Linked DNA regions of Homo sapiens: region 1 is linked to region 2. A link is a loop called in an ENCODE intact Hi-C map of the cell type or tissue named here. Cell type or tissue: Calu3. All regions are shown on one strand. Each heading gives the region's core, and the rest is flanking DNA. Links, peaks and the distances in the headings are about the cores only.

What was found. Hi-C counts contacts between places; a loop is a spot of excess contacts. Peaks named below come from ENCODE experiments on the same cell type or tissue, not always from the same donor. Only the 100,000 strongest peaks of a DNase experiment are listed, where the experiment ranks them.
Region 1: a loop joins it to region 2, with 2.1 times the contacts of the local background. A loop is called at or near these places in 4 of 110 quality-filtered maps.

What each region holds. Positions count from the first base shown.
Region 1 is chr2:160,393,550-160,400,057 of GRCh38, reverse strand. The region is part of intron 1 of RBMS1 (RNA binding motif single stranded interacting protein 1); the gene reads left to right. Among named protein-coding and RNA genes, the nearest start is that of MIR4785, 11 kb to the left of the region's middle. In Calu3, for the core only: no CTCF peak of the experiment used is centred there; DNase peaks (open chromatin) are centred at 2,377 and 3,167.
Region 2 is chr2:160,222,191-160,228,698 of GRCh38, reverse strand. No RefSeq gene overlaps it. Among named protein-coding and RNA genes, the nearest start is that of ITGB6, 25 kb to the right of the region's middle. RefSeq lists enhancers at 909-1,444, 4,571-4,740. In Calu3, for the core only: no CTCF peak of the experiment used is centred there; DNase peaks (open chromatin) are centred at 1,187, 2,738 and 4,468.

The sequences.
Region 1 (6,508 bases), core at 963-5,962, 170 kb before region 2:
GGAGGAGCAGGGAGTGCTGAAGAGAGGGAAGGGGAAGTAGGGGCTAAGAGAGAAGAAAGCACTCTTACCTTGTTTGTTTCTTACTTTGCTAGTTGATGTATCACTTTGCAAAATTGGTTCCAGTCTCATTGTTTTGGTGCTGTGTAGGTTGGGAGCAAATATGTAGCCTCATTGTTTTGAATTGTCTTAGATTCTTAAATCTCCCCCTTTTTTTCTTAGTTATCGGTCCTATCGTCCAGCATTTTCTTTCTCTGTTCTAAGACAAAATCTCTTTGTCTCTCTCCTCTTTGGAGAACTGCCTATAAATCCTTTTTGGAAGACCATTTGTGATCAACCCAACCCTGCCAATTCAGATATTCTAGAAAGTACTTTGGCTCTATTTTGTATTCTCAGTTTTATATGTTAAATGTATCAGACCAATTCTAAGACAGTGAATAGTTCTTTTGTTTAAACTGAAAGTTTAAGAGGGGCTCAGAAACATTGAGTTATAATTAATTGAGTTGTAGGTGTAAGTGATTTAAAAAAAAAAAAAGCATACAGGAATCTTTGCGAAGTAAACTGGTGGCATGCAGGAGATAATACTGGTGCACATTAGGGGAGAAACTGGGCAGGGAAACCAGCTAGCTAGTTGTTAAAACTGCTGAGAGCTAGTGAGGACCCAAAAGAAGTCAGTTAAATTGTAGGCAGGAGGAGTGACCAAATTTTATAGATACTGAAATACAGGAAGCCCTTAAAATTGTATGCAAAATGTGCATACATTGGCTGTTTCTTTGGTAGAGATTCATAGCTTTCATCCATTTGTCAGAGGGATCTGTGTCCTCCAAAAGTTCTCGTGACTGCATTTGGAAGGAGAGGGAGAAGAACTTGAACAAAATTTCTAACTCAGGAGACAGGATAATTGGTTGCATCATGGAAGGCGACATTTCAGGTAAAAAGAACATTGATTCAGCAAAGATTTGAAGATAGAAAACATGGGCTTTATCAGGGAAGTAGTGGGTAGTTCAGGTTAGGTTGACTGCAGGGTAGAGTTTGAAGAACAGAGGTCAATAGGAGCAAGCTTGCTAAAATGGGTGAGAGCAGAGCCTGAGTTTAGAAGGTATTGTCTCAGTTGAAATAAAGATGTAAAATGTGGCAGTGTGAATGTATTAAATAGAATGGATTCAAGATATTGTGTAGAAAGAATTGACAAGATTTGGCTGGTGACTGGCTGGATGGGGAGGGGAAGGTCTCGGGAATAGACCATCGTAGGCTTCTAGTCGTAAATGATTGGGAAAATGAAAAGTTACTGCAACCTTTTTTGCTCTGGGGCTCAGTGATGAGGAAAAACCCAGCCTTTCTATTACAAGGATTTTCCACATCATCATCATCATTATTATTATTACTGTTATTATTTTGCTATTAAAATAAATTGGAGAGGGATTGTTGAATTCTGATACTGGTGTCCAGACACCAGGGATACTTAATATCCTGCAGTGTCCAGCTCAGTTTCTCATAAGGAAGAATCGTCCAGCCTAAATGGCTAATCACACACCCCTAGTGAAAACCACTTTAAGAAGTTATTTTGGTTGGGGAGATGGTTGTAAGCATTTCTTTACCACTCCCTTGAGATTACCTTGAAGTCAGAGTAGAAGCTGCCTCACATGTCTGCATGGATTTTCGTGTTTGTCCTGGATCTTCTCAAACACATTGTTATATGGCAAATTTCATTCTTGGTAATATACGTCATTCATAATTATACAGTCACCTTTAATATCTATAGTCTAACAAGTACATTGGTTATATTAAAACATCTCCCACCTCAAAGGAATATGGAAGATGGGCAGATATAGTGGTGAGTGGTTTAGAGTATTCAGCCTACCAAAATAAGAGTTTCTGGGGGAAAGGCAGTGAGTTTGGTTTGGCCATTTTAACTTGTCCACATGAATTACACATTATTCTTCCCACTTGCCATCCCAGGCAGAAATTTCTAGCAAGCAGTTAGAGAACCGGAGCTCTGGGGAAGAAGCACAGAAACTTCTCAGATTTAATAGGTGGAGCATTGGGAATGGATTAAAGCACTCCGAGGAGAGAATGTGTCAAGACAAGAGATGGGACAGACTTCGGGGAGCACAGATTCTATATTGGGCAGGAGTAGGGGGGAGCCTTAGGCAAAGTAGGAGGAAAGAAGTGGCACAAAACTGAGAGAATCCGGAGAGTGTCACAGAAGCCAAGGAGAACAAAGTTTTAAGAAGAGGTGGTCAGCTCCATTAAATGTTGCCAAGAGGTCAAGAAAGACAAAAGCCTAGTAAAGGGCCATTGGAAATACCCATTGGGAGGTCTTTGTAAACTTTTAAAACAGAAGTCTCAGTGGAGTCCTGTGTGTGTAGTGGGGCGGGAAAGGAGGGTGGAGGCAGGGGTGAGGGAAGCACATTCCAAAGGGTTTAAAGAGTGAATGAATGAAGAGGGTGTGTCTTTAGGAAAGTCAGACGCCAAAGAGAGTTTTTTTCCTGAAAATTTCAAGTGACAGCCTAGAGACAAGATTATTTCAGCATCTGTGTTTGTAGGTAAAGCAAGGTGCTAGAAAAAAGAGGGAATATTTGGAAATAGGGCTTACTTTTATGAAAGGTTGAGGCAGGATTAGTCTTACAGGAAAGGGCTCCTCAGAAGTCTTCCTGACAGTGATTACAGGAAGGAGAAAATGGGTTATGCTAGAGAAGGCAGGAAGGCCAGTGAAGCTCACCTTTTTATGAAAGCTTAGGATTCAGTAAGGAGGCGAGGTTGTCTGTTCAGATTCTATAAAATAAAAAAGATGGGATTTTCAGTTTAAGGAGTATGACAAAAGATTTGGAATAATGCTCTTGGGAATTTGGTGAGCATTCAAACAGAAATGAGTGCAAGGATGACTCAAGCAGTAGTAAGGAGCCATGGGAGTTCAGAGGTACGAGTTGGCATGGTATCCTGACCCTCCACGAGCAATAAGTAAGGGAAAGCATCTGGATAATGGGTTTATATAGGGTTTGACATTGGTAAGATGAGTATGCTCTGAAAATTGAGAGCACTGTTCCAAAGGCTAAGGAAACGTGAAATCAAGAAAGACAATGAGCTTTTGGTATAGGGTGGGGCATGGAGATTCTGATAAGATCCTTCCGCCTAGGGGAAAGTCCCCGGACCTCGGTCAGAGAGTGCCACGTGCATGCGCAGGTAGACATTCCCTACGGCTGGGCGCGGTGGCTCACGCCTGTAATCCCAGCACTTTGGGAGTCCGAGGTGGGCGGATTACGAGGTCAGGAGTTCGAGACCAGCCTGACCAACATGGTGAAACCCCGTCTCTACTAAAAATACAAAAATCAGCCGGGCTTGGTGGCGCCTGCCTGTATCCCAGCCACTCAGGAGGCTGAGGCAGGAGAATTGCTTGAACCCGGGAGGCGGAGGTTGCAGTGAGCTGAGATGGTGCCACTGTACTCCAGCCTAGGCAACAGAGTGAGACTTCCTTCATCTCAAAAAAAAAAAAAAAAAAAAAAAAAAAAAGATAAAAAGAAAAGTCCCTGGGAGAGAGAGGTGAAACAGGCTGCTTCAGAGAGGAAGTTCTGAGGTAAAAGCCTTGAAGGTAGAATAGTCCTGGGATCCTTCCTTGTGGAGTTGTTTGGAGGATTAAATGAGATAGTACATATGGGTCTGTCTGGCACCTAGTAAGAACTGAGGTGGTTGTAATTATTAAGATGAAGTTCTTGTATAAATTACACCTCCCTCTAACTACTGTTGTAATATTTGTGTAAATCAAATCATATTTCAAACAGATTCCACAAACCATGAAACACAAACCAAAATAAAGTGTTAATTTTTTTCAACTGAACCACATGGCCAACGTCCATTTAAAAAAATTTCACTATCAAACCATTTCAAAACACAGGTTGCTTTTAAAGAAAAAAAGTTGGACATTGGTGTGGATCCCAGCTCTTATCACTCGAAGGGACATTTCTTAAACTTTCTGGGTCTTAATTTCCTTGGCAGCAAAACCAGGGGTAATAGTTACTCAGTGTTATTGAGATGATTACATGACATCATCTGGGTGACAGCACGTGGCACATTACCTGGCACAGGTACTCTGGATGCTTCCCTCCTTCCTTGGGGTGTCTCCTAACAGGTCAGTTTGTATACAAAAGAGGATTTTGGAGGAAGGGTCAAGGAAAGCCTACGGTTATAATCGTGGAAGAAAATTGTGATCATTCTGTTCACTAGCCGAAAATCCTTGTGATGAGAAAGACTTGTGAGGATTATTATATTTGTCCTTGCTTCTCAGGGTTAAGGGTCAAAAGAGTTAATGTAAGATAAAGTGCTTTATGATATGTAAACACTATGGAGATGTTATTACAGTTTCTGAAATAGATGCCCTCGACTATTATGTGAGCATTTTCCTTCTTTCAGCATCTGATTTTTTTTTTTTTTTTTTTTTTTGAGACGGAGTCTCGCTGTGTCACCCAGGCTGGAGTGCAGTGGCGCGATCTCAGCTCACTGCAAGCTCCGCCTCCCGGGTTCACGCCATTCTCCTGCCTCAGCCTCCCAAGTAGCTAGGACTGCAGGCGCCCGCCACCACGCCCGGCTAATTTTTTGTATTTTTAGTAGAGACGGGGTTTCACCGTGTTAGCCAGGATGGTCTCGATCTCCTGACCGCGTGATCTGCCCGCCTCGGCCTCCCAAAGTGCTGGGATTACAGGCGTGAGCCACTGCGCCCGGCCTTCAGCATCTGATTTTAAATTCAGAAGTTTATTGTTCAAAGCTGCTTTCCTTAATTGTGCTTACTAAGATACACGGATTCTATTAAAGGTTGAAAGTGTTCAAGGAATTAAAATACTCATTTTACAAAGAAACTTCGGAAACACTACATACTATGTAGTATTGTCCAGGAGAGTAAAAGTGTAAATTAGCAGTAAAAAGTCTTCAAGAAGTCCTACAGTGGAGATATTTGTCTGACTTCATGATTTGTTTTCCTAGAATTACTTGATCATGGAATAATTTAGTTTTAGAATATTTACTAATTGTGTTCTTGGAACAGTTTGGGAACCACTTATTTAAAAGAAGCTTTTGCATTTTAGTGTTGGAAAGGACATTAGAGATTATCGGGTTCAACCCCTTTAATTTACTCCTAAATAATTAAAATCCAGAAACATTGAGTGATTTGTTTAAATTCTCACAGCTTGAAAAGCTGGATCTTCTGACTTTTACTTAGTGCTTCACCATCCTACCTTAAAATCTTTGTTTTTCTAAGTATGGCACACACTTGCACTAATGTTTTTCTAATGAATGTTAAAGAGTGTATCTTTTTAAAAAATCATTGATAGAACTTCAGAATTGCTTTTATGTGAGGTTTAAAAAGTCATTCTCTGAACAGAGTAGGCCTTTAGCAATAGTAAGTTGCATGTTAACTTCAGGCAAAATAAACTAGTATCTGCCAACTCTCATTTCTTTTTTTGCTTTTAATTTCTCCTCTGTTAAGGTCAGTTTTTCCACCTGTTTTATTGCTTTTTAAAGCATTTACAAAGTCAAGAAAGCTGACTTGAGAAATCAATCTAGTTTAAAATGTCAGTGATCTGGAAAACTCACACATTCTAATAATGAATATTCTTTTGTCCTCTAAATTTGTTTTGTCTTTCTCATATAATTGGCTGTGGGTAGAAAAATTTGCATACTTTCAGTCCCTTCCTGCCTGACTTATTACAGCATGCAGAATTTACTCTGTGGTTTCTAGGTGTAAGTTCCTGTATAGAAGAAACCACAGTTAGGACTTTACAACCCTACTGTGGAGAAGGCTCGTCTGTGAGGAACACACTGCTGTGTGTTCTTGAAAATTCTGAATGGCCACTTGATCATCCTTTGTTATAATAGGTAATCTAGACTAAATTGTTCACTTGTACCATCTAAAAAAAAATCTATATTAAGGTTCTTAGTTGCATAGTCCAACGAAAAGTGGGTGGAAGTCTGTCGGTCTCCCTCACCAACTGTTTCTGGTGTCTACAACATGAAATTTTATCCTGAATGAATTCTGCGATGTGATACTAGTGTTTCGGATGAAGTGATCTGAAGGAATGTTCAGTATATAATGTGTTATTACAAAAGAAGTGTAGTATACTAGGCCAAAAGGACCCAGAGATGAGCTTTTCCCAGTACTTATTTTAGAGGTGAGGACATCGCATAGCTTATTTGTAACAAAACCAGGACTAGAACCCAGAGATCCTGACTGCCAGTGAAGCTTGGCTATTTTCTTTTTTTTTCTTTTTCTTGTTTTCTTTTCTTTTTTTTTTTTTGGAGATGGAGTCTCTCTTGTTGTCCAGGCTGGAGTGCAATGGCGTGATCTCAGCTCATCACAGCCTCCGCCTCCCAGATTCAAGTGCGTCTCCTGCCTCAGCCTCCCGAGTAGCTGGGATTACAGACATGTGCCACCACACCCGGCTAATTTTGTATTTTTAGTGGAGACGAAGTTTCTCTTTGTTGGTCAGGCTGGTCTCAAACTCCCGACCTCGGTGCTCTGCCC
Region 2 (6,508 bases), core at 557-5,556:
TCTGAATACTCCCAGTTCTGGGAAAGATTATCATATCATATGCTTGAGTGACATCGGCATTCTTATTTGTCAACGAGAACCTGGAAGGAACAGTTATTGTCTTTAATTTAAAAGTAACTACAGTGATAAAATTCAGGGATCTGTAAATTCCTTGGGCTCCCAGAGGATCTTCCTCTCATACATTCACCCTTTCTCAGGTCTTTTCATATTTTCATCAAGTTCTGTTTGTGAAGTCAGCAAACACCGGGACAGTGAATGTTGGCAAAGCAGAACATTCCTTTGGGGTCTGGGTTTTCAGGTCCTTAAAGAATAGATTGAGCAGGCAGTTTTCATGAAAATAGTGCTCAGGCTTACCTTTAAGTAAAACAAATTAAATTCCAGTGTGAAGACTGTTATCAGAAATCCCCAAGCCCAACCCAGCTCCTGAACTCTCTGTACCGCTGCCATGGATATTTCAGACAGTAAACAGAACTTTTAGCCACTTTAATTCACTATACCTGCCTTGGGCTATTTTAAAGTTATTTGACTTCTAGCCTGTGGAATTGGCTATGGTTTGCTTTCAAAAGCTGCTTTTTAAGTATCCGAAACCAACTGATTGCTCTAGCAGATTCTCTCCAATCTTCCTGCAGTACCCACACATGTCAGAGAGAAAAAGAGAGGTGCCAGTGCCCCTTCCCCCTCCTGTAGGATAAGCCACTCTCCTAACACTTTGGTCACCACCCTGATGCAGGCCACCTGCATCCCAATCTGGTAAGAGGCTTCTGGTTTCCATAGTTGTCGCCCAGGAAGCTTGGAGCCTCCTCTTTCCTCGATCTCTACATCCAATCAATCAACGAGTCCAGTCAGCTCTACCTCCAAAGACCCCAAATCTGTCTATGCTCTCCAAGTTGGATCTGGTCACCCTGGCCCCATCACCATCCTGCCAGATCAGACTCCTGCCTGGTCTTCCTGCTGCCTCTCTTGAGCCACTTCAACCCCTTCCTCCCACAGCAGCCTAAGTTCTCTTTTTTGAACATAAACCAGATTATGTTACTCCCCTGTTTCAAATTCTAATTGCTTCCCATTATGTAAAAAGCAGAAAAAGCCTCCCCTTTTCCTGGACTCCATCATCAGAGCTCACCAAGCTCACCCCTGCTCCTTGCCCAAGCTGCTATTCTGCCTGGAGTCCTCTTTCCTCTGACCTTTGCTTGGATGACTTCTCCTGCAATCTGATCTCGACTTGTCACTGCCTCGGGGAGGCCTGACCTGGTTTCCTGCTCTAACAGAACCACGTAGTCACCCTCCATCACATTACTCTAAGTCAATTCTCTGAAGAGCATTAGTCACAGTCTGATATTTTCTTATTTATTGTTTTTAACTAGTTTATTTAGCATTCATCTTTCCCCATTAGGATCTCTTTCTTTTTCATCCCTATATCTCCCATGTCTAGAATAGAAACTGTCACATAATAGATGTTTAATAAATATTTTAAATGGATTACTAGAAAAATAATAAATGTCATGGCCACTAGTCATTCAGTATTGGTACCTACTGAGCATTGACGCATGCAAGGTTTTAACCTTATACTACACTGACATGGCCATTTGCAATTTAGGTATAACTTTCACCGCATTATCTCATTTTATCCTTTTAGGAAACAGGGTGGGGAAATTAAGGAAAGGAATTAAGGACCTTGCTGTCAAGAAACTGTAAGCTGTTTTCCATCTAAAGCCAGAAAAAGGAATATGCATGTTAGAAGCTCAGTGCTTTTCTTGCAACAGGGCCAGTTGAAACCAAACCCATCCATAGTCTCCAAGTATTTATTTGCACAGTTGATCTGCATCCTCTTGATTTTTAGCTGGAGCAGCAAGGAGGAGTTTAATGAACAGTAGATGGGCACTAAGGGAGAATTGGGGGAGTTGCAGGACGAAGGAGGGAGGCCCAGTAGGGTGTGAGCCCCTAAGGAGGGCAAAGCCAGAGCCAGAAACTGAGGAGCTGTCAGCACAGAAAATTTTAGATCCTCAGGTGCAAGCAGAGCAGCTTTGAGACTCAAACTATAAGGAAATTTCACAGGGTAGGGTGAGGGTCTTTTCCCCAGTTCTGCGAGGAATGCGGCAGGACCACAGCACAAGAAGGAATGCAGGGAACACAGCTCTGTGGCGCTTTGCAGGTGGGGCAGAGGCCAAGGGCTAGCTTCGTGACCCTGGAAGACAAGCCCTGAATGAAAGAAGCCTCACAGGAAAGAGTTTCATGAGAGATGTTGCAGTGCTCTCTTTTGAGCTGTGCCATAGTCGCAGCCCACTGAACAACATCCCTGAGGTCCCCAGGGAGTTCTGCATAGCTTGGGCACCTGAAAGCTCATGGGTGCCCCAGCCAGCAGCTCAGCCACCTGTGCCAGGTGGGCTGAGCCAGAGACTTGGCCCTGAGCAGGGGAATTGAGACACAGGATACCGAAAGAGGGGCAGTTTCAAATGGTTGACAAGCCACGAACATCCAAGAGCTGCAAACTTATTCTCTGCCTACTTGATACATTCTGTGGACTCCCCCAAAAGAAGCAGACAAACTTTGAGAAAGGGGAGGTGTGAAGGTCAGGAGTCACACAGGTGGAGCAAGTAGCTAGCTAACTCTCAGTGAAAGTGGCATCTAATTGGCTCCCGCAGGCTGGTGAGGCCTGGGGACATTTGGTTACATACCTGCCAAGGAGGCTCAGAAAACAGGTTCAGACCTACCCAGTTGGGAGGCAATTAGGAACCAATGCCAAGAGGGAGCCAAAGGCAATGGTGAGCAGAACAATAGCCCTGTTGTGGCACCCAGCCCTCCACAGGCTGCCAGACGCAGCTCCAAGCCCACTGGCTGCTCTGCGTCTGCACTCAGATAGGCATAATTAATTAATAGGAGCTCGCTGTAATCACTTCTGCCCTAGGGCAGCACTCTGCAAAAGTTTACAAAATATGGAAAAGAGTTTCCTTCATTGCAATGACACTGTAAATTCCCACAGAAATGAGCCCCAAATTGTCAAAAGATCTATGGCAAAGGATTTCACTGAGATTGGATCCACAAAGTTATCTATTTAGGAGTTAAATATAGACATATGTAACTTGTCTTTCATGTTGCCAGCAAGGACATTTAAGTTTTGTTTATCAGAAGGCAGAGAGTTTAGTCTATCTATTCTTATATCCTGAACAACCTAGCTGGGATCTTGCACACAGTAGGCACTCAGCATCTGCTGCCTGAAAGAATCAAATTCCAAAAAGAAATGAGCTTTCTTTCTGACTCGGGAGCTCATTTCTAGAGGCAAAACCATGGAGCTTGGTGTGAAAGAGATACATTTCTAATGACACAGAGAGAATCAAGTTCCTTTCACAGTAACCCTCCCTGGAAAAATAAAACAATTCTACTGAAATAAGAGTTGAATCCAAGTAAAATAAGAAGATAATGAAACAATTCTATCTTTTGGTATGGTCTAGTTGCCCTCACTCTGGAAAAGATTCACACATTTGGTTTATTGGAAACCTCTGTGTGTGATGTGTATGTATGGTTTGTGGGGTGTGTGCACATGTGTGTTTGTGTGCTGTGTCACCAGAATGGCAGAAAGCATGAGTCTATGACCATTGAGCCCTGAGAATGCCACTGCTAAGCAATTGGAATAAAAGTTCATCAGTGGGCAGGATGAAGACTTAAAAGCTAACTTGAGAGCAAGCAATGGGCTATTAGCCATCGTGGAGTAGCCCAGGAATCTCTGAATAGGTCTAAAAGAGAGCCCTAGGTTAGTGTTGGAAGAGGTGAGTGGGAGGGTGGGTCTTTGTGATAAAAGATGATGACAGTGTTCACTGGGTTGGCAGATGTATGCTGCAATGAAATGAGGGGCTCACATCTGCATCTCGTTTACCTTTCCACAGACAGCCTTCCCTGGGACTGCTCAACAGACTAGCTGGGCACACTAGTCCAAGTAGAATCCAGGCAGTATCACTACCAGCTCTGGAAAGTGTGCTTATCTCAAAGCTTGACTTCATCAAATGAATACCAGGGACTGTCAGGCAAACTCAGATGGTTTGGGGATTGTAGTACCTTGGGGTGTACTGTAATTGTTACTATTGTATCACTACAGCGGCTATTACCAGGAAGGCAATGTATCTTTCAGGAAATGTATCAGTCCTTAAGTGGTAGCGAGACCTTTTAGAGAATTCAGGCTGCCCAAGACCCTGACTTCAAATTCACAGAATATGTGGCTCCTATGCAACTGGATTTCCTAGAACACCACAAATCTCAAATATCCTGCACCCTTGTCCTGTGAGTACTCCATGGATAGCCCCTGCCAGGGCTTAGTGCTTGCTTTTGGTTGAGAATATGTAATAACCGCCCTAGTTTAATAGCAAAACTGAGATTCTTTGCATCAGTTGTTGCTTCTGAAATGATGATGACTCATCTGTCTCTTCTAACTTCAGAGCTGAAGGTGAGTCATCAGGGAAAGAAGAGGTGGCTGTACAGACCCTGAGGACTCGGGTTTAGGAATTAAAGAGCCACGTCAGACATGACAGGAACAAGCCAGAAGTCCTTAACCACCATCCCTGAGCTGAGCCCTGTGAAGGGCTAGTTTTAATTTCATCTAGTTTTTCTCTCACCACTTTCATTTTTACTTATTACTACCTATTGAGCCAGAAGTGGAATGGCCAAAACATTTCGAGTGAGGCTGATTTTTCAGGGTATTTACAGTCAGCCTGGAAGCAGCAGGAAGTAGAATTTATAGATTTGCATTACTAGGCAGGCAATTTCCCAAACCTCAAGATTTGAACTTGTTTTTAATTAAATAGATGTATAGGCCTCGATGGGACTAGGTCTCTGAATCCCAGGAGGATCTCCCTATAGATTGAGATAAGATCCTTAAGCCAAAGTCATTTGCATGCCTGAGAGATCACCAGCAGTTGGGTGCTCCAATCACTAAGAAAGATGATTGCAGAGTGAAGTCAATCCCTGGGAGATCAGAAAGGTCTTGGCAGGTATGGAGGGTGTTGTCACACCTAGTACTAGGCTTGAAGGAAAAGGTTCTTGCAGCATGACGAGTTTTTTCAGCCATGGAGAGGGAGCATCCATTGGTGATTAAAAGCAGGGCTCCAGGTTGGGTTCAAATCCCAACTTCCATTCCACTCTGGCTAACCTTCGGTAAATTTCTTAAATCCTTTAAACAAAGCTTTCCTGCTTTTATGATGGGGATAATAATAGCACCGCCATAAAAGACTGCCGTGAACAAACCTGCAATGGCTGCTGATTTAAAAGCCTTTATCTGCACGCATCAAACCACGTTACTCCCTTGCTCAAAACCCTCTCATTTCATCAAGAGGAAAACCTCAGTGCTGTCTGGGACCTTCAAGGTTCTGGTTTCCTACTATTTCGCTGGCCTCCTCTGCATCCCTGTCCCATACTCACTGCCCCACCATCACTGGATGGCCTGCAGTTCTTGACACACAGAACAGCCTGATGTGCAACCACCTGGTTCCTCCTCCTGAAATGCACGCCTACCCCATGTTGGGCTACTTTGTTAGTCACTTTCTATGAGAGGCCCACCCTGACCACACTAGATGACAGAGCAAACTCCACCTTCCCCAACACTCTCTAAATATTTGCTGAATGTAAAGCAGCAGGATCCCAGCTTCCCCCACAGGCCCCCAGCTCTTGCTAGGTGGCTGTCTCCAATGTCCTTGAGGCTCGTAGATATGCCCACAAAAAAACAGGGCGTTACCACAATCTCCAGGTAGCATGTCATTCTGAGTTCCCACGGCTCCGTGTTTCTCACTCATAAGCCATTGCCCATCCTTAGGTAGTGAGGGTTCCTGCCAAGGGTACAGTTCCTGCCTGTCCCCAAGGCCTGCAGTTCTCCAGTGCCACAAAAGTACTGGATGCTGGGCAGAGGAGAGAAGAGCCCCTTTGCCAGCAACCTGCCCCTGGGCCCTGAGGCAGTTCACTACTGAGACTCAATGAAGAGTTTTTTATCTGCTTTGGCCATCGGCCCCATGACCACTAGGCTAGAGAGTGGAAGGTATGCCAGCTTTTCCATCTTCCCTACTTTTCTCCTCGGCAGCTTCTTCCCCAATTCCCCTCTCCAGAAGGGGACAAGAACTTTTATGTATGTATTATGTACAAATACCAACAGATACACAGAAATCAACAGCAAGGGTATGTGGGTGAGGAAGGGGGATGGTCCTAGTAGACTACTAGTGCCCCTTTGGTGCCTTTATGCAAATTAGGCAAAGGCACCCCTTCCTCAAGACACTTTACCTTCATCTCCTAGGAAACTATCGTAATAAGTGGACAAATCTACAATGTCGAATGTCGACAACACAAATTCTGTTTCCCCAAGTGCCCTGCTATGCAAGACATCTGAATTGAGCTGGTACCTTCCTGCCAGTGGCACACTGTAAGCAGTCAGTACACTTTGACTTGTTCAATTTATAAAGATTTTCAACATCAGGAGCACGGAGAACAATCCGGCCCTTCTCACAATTCTGAGTTGTTTGTAGATAACTGATTCTCC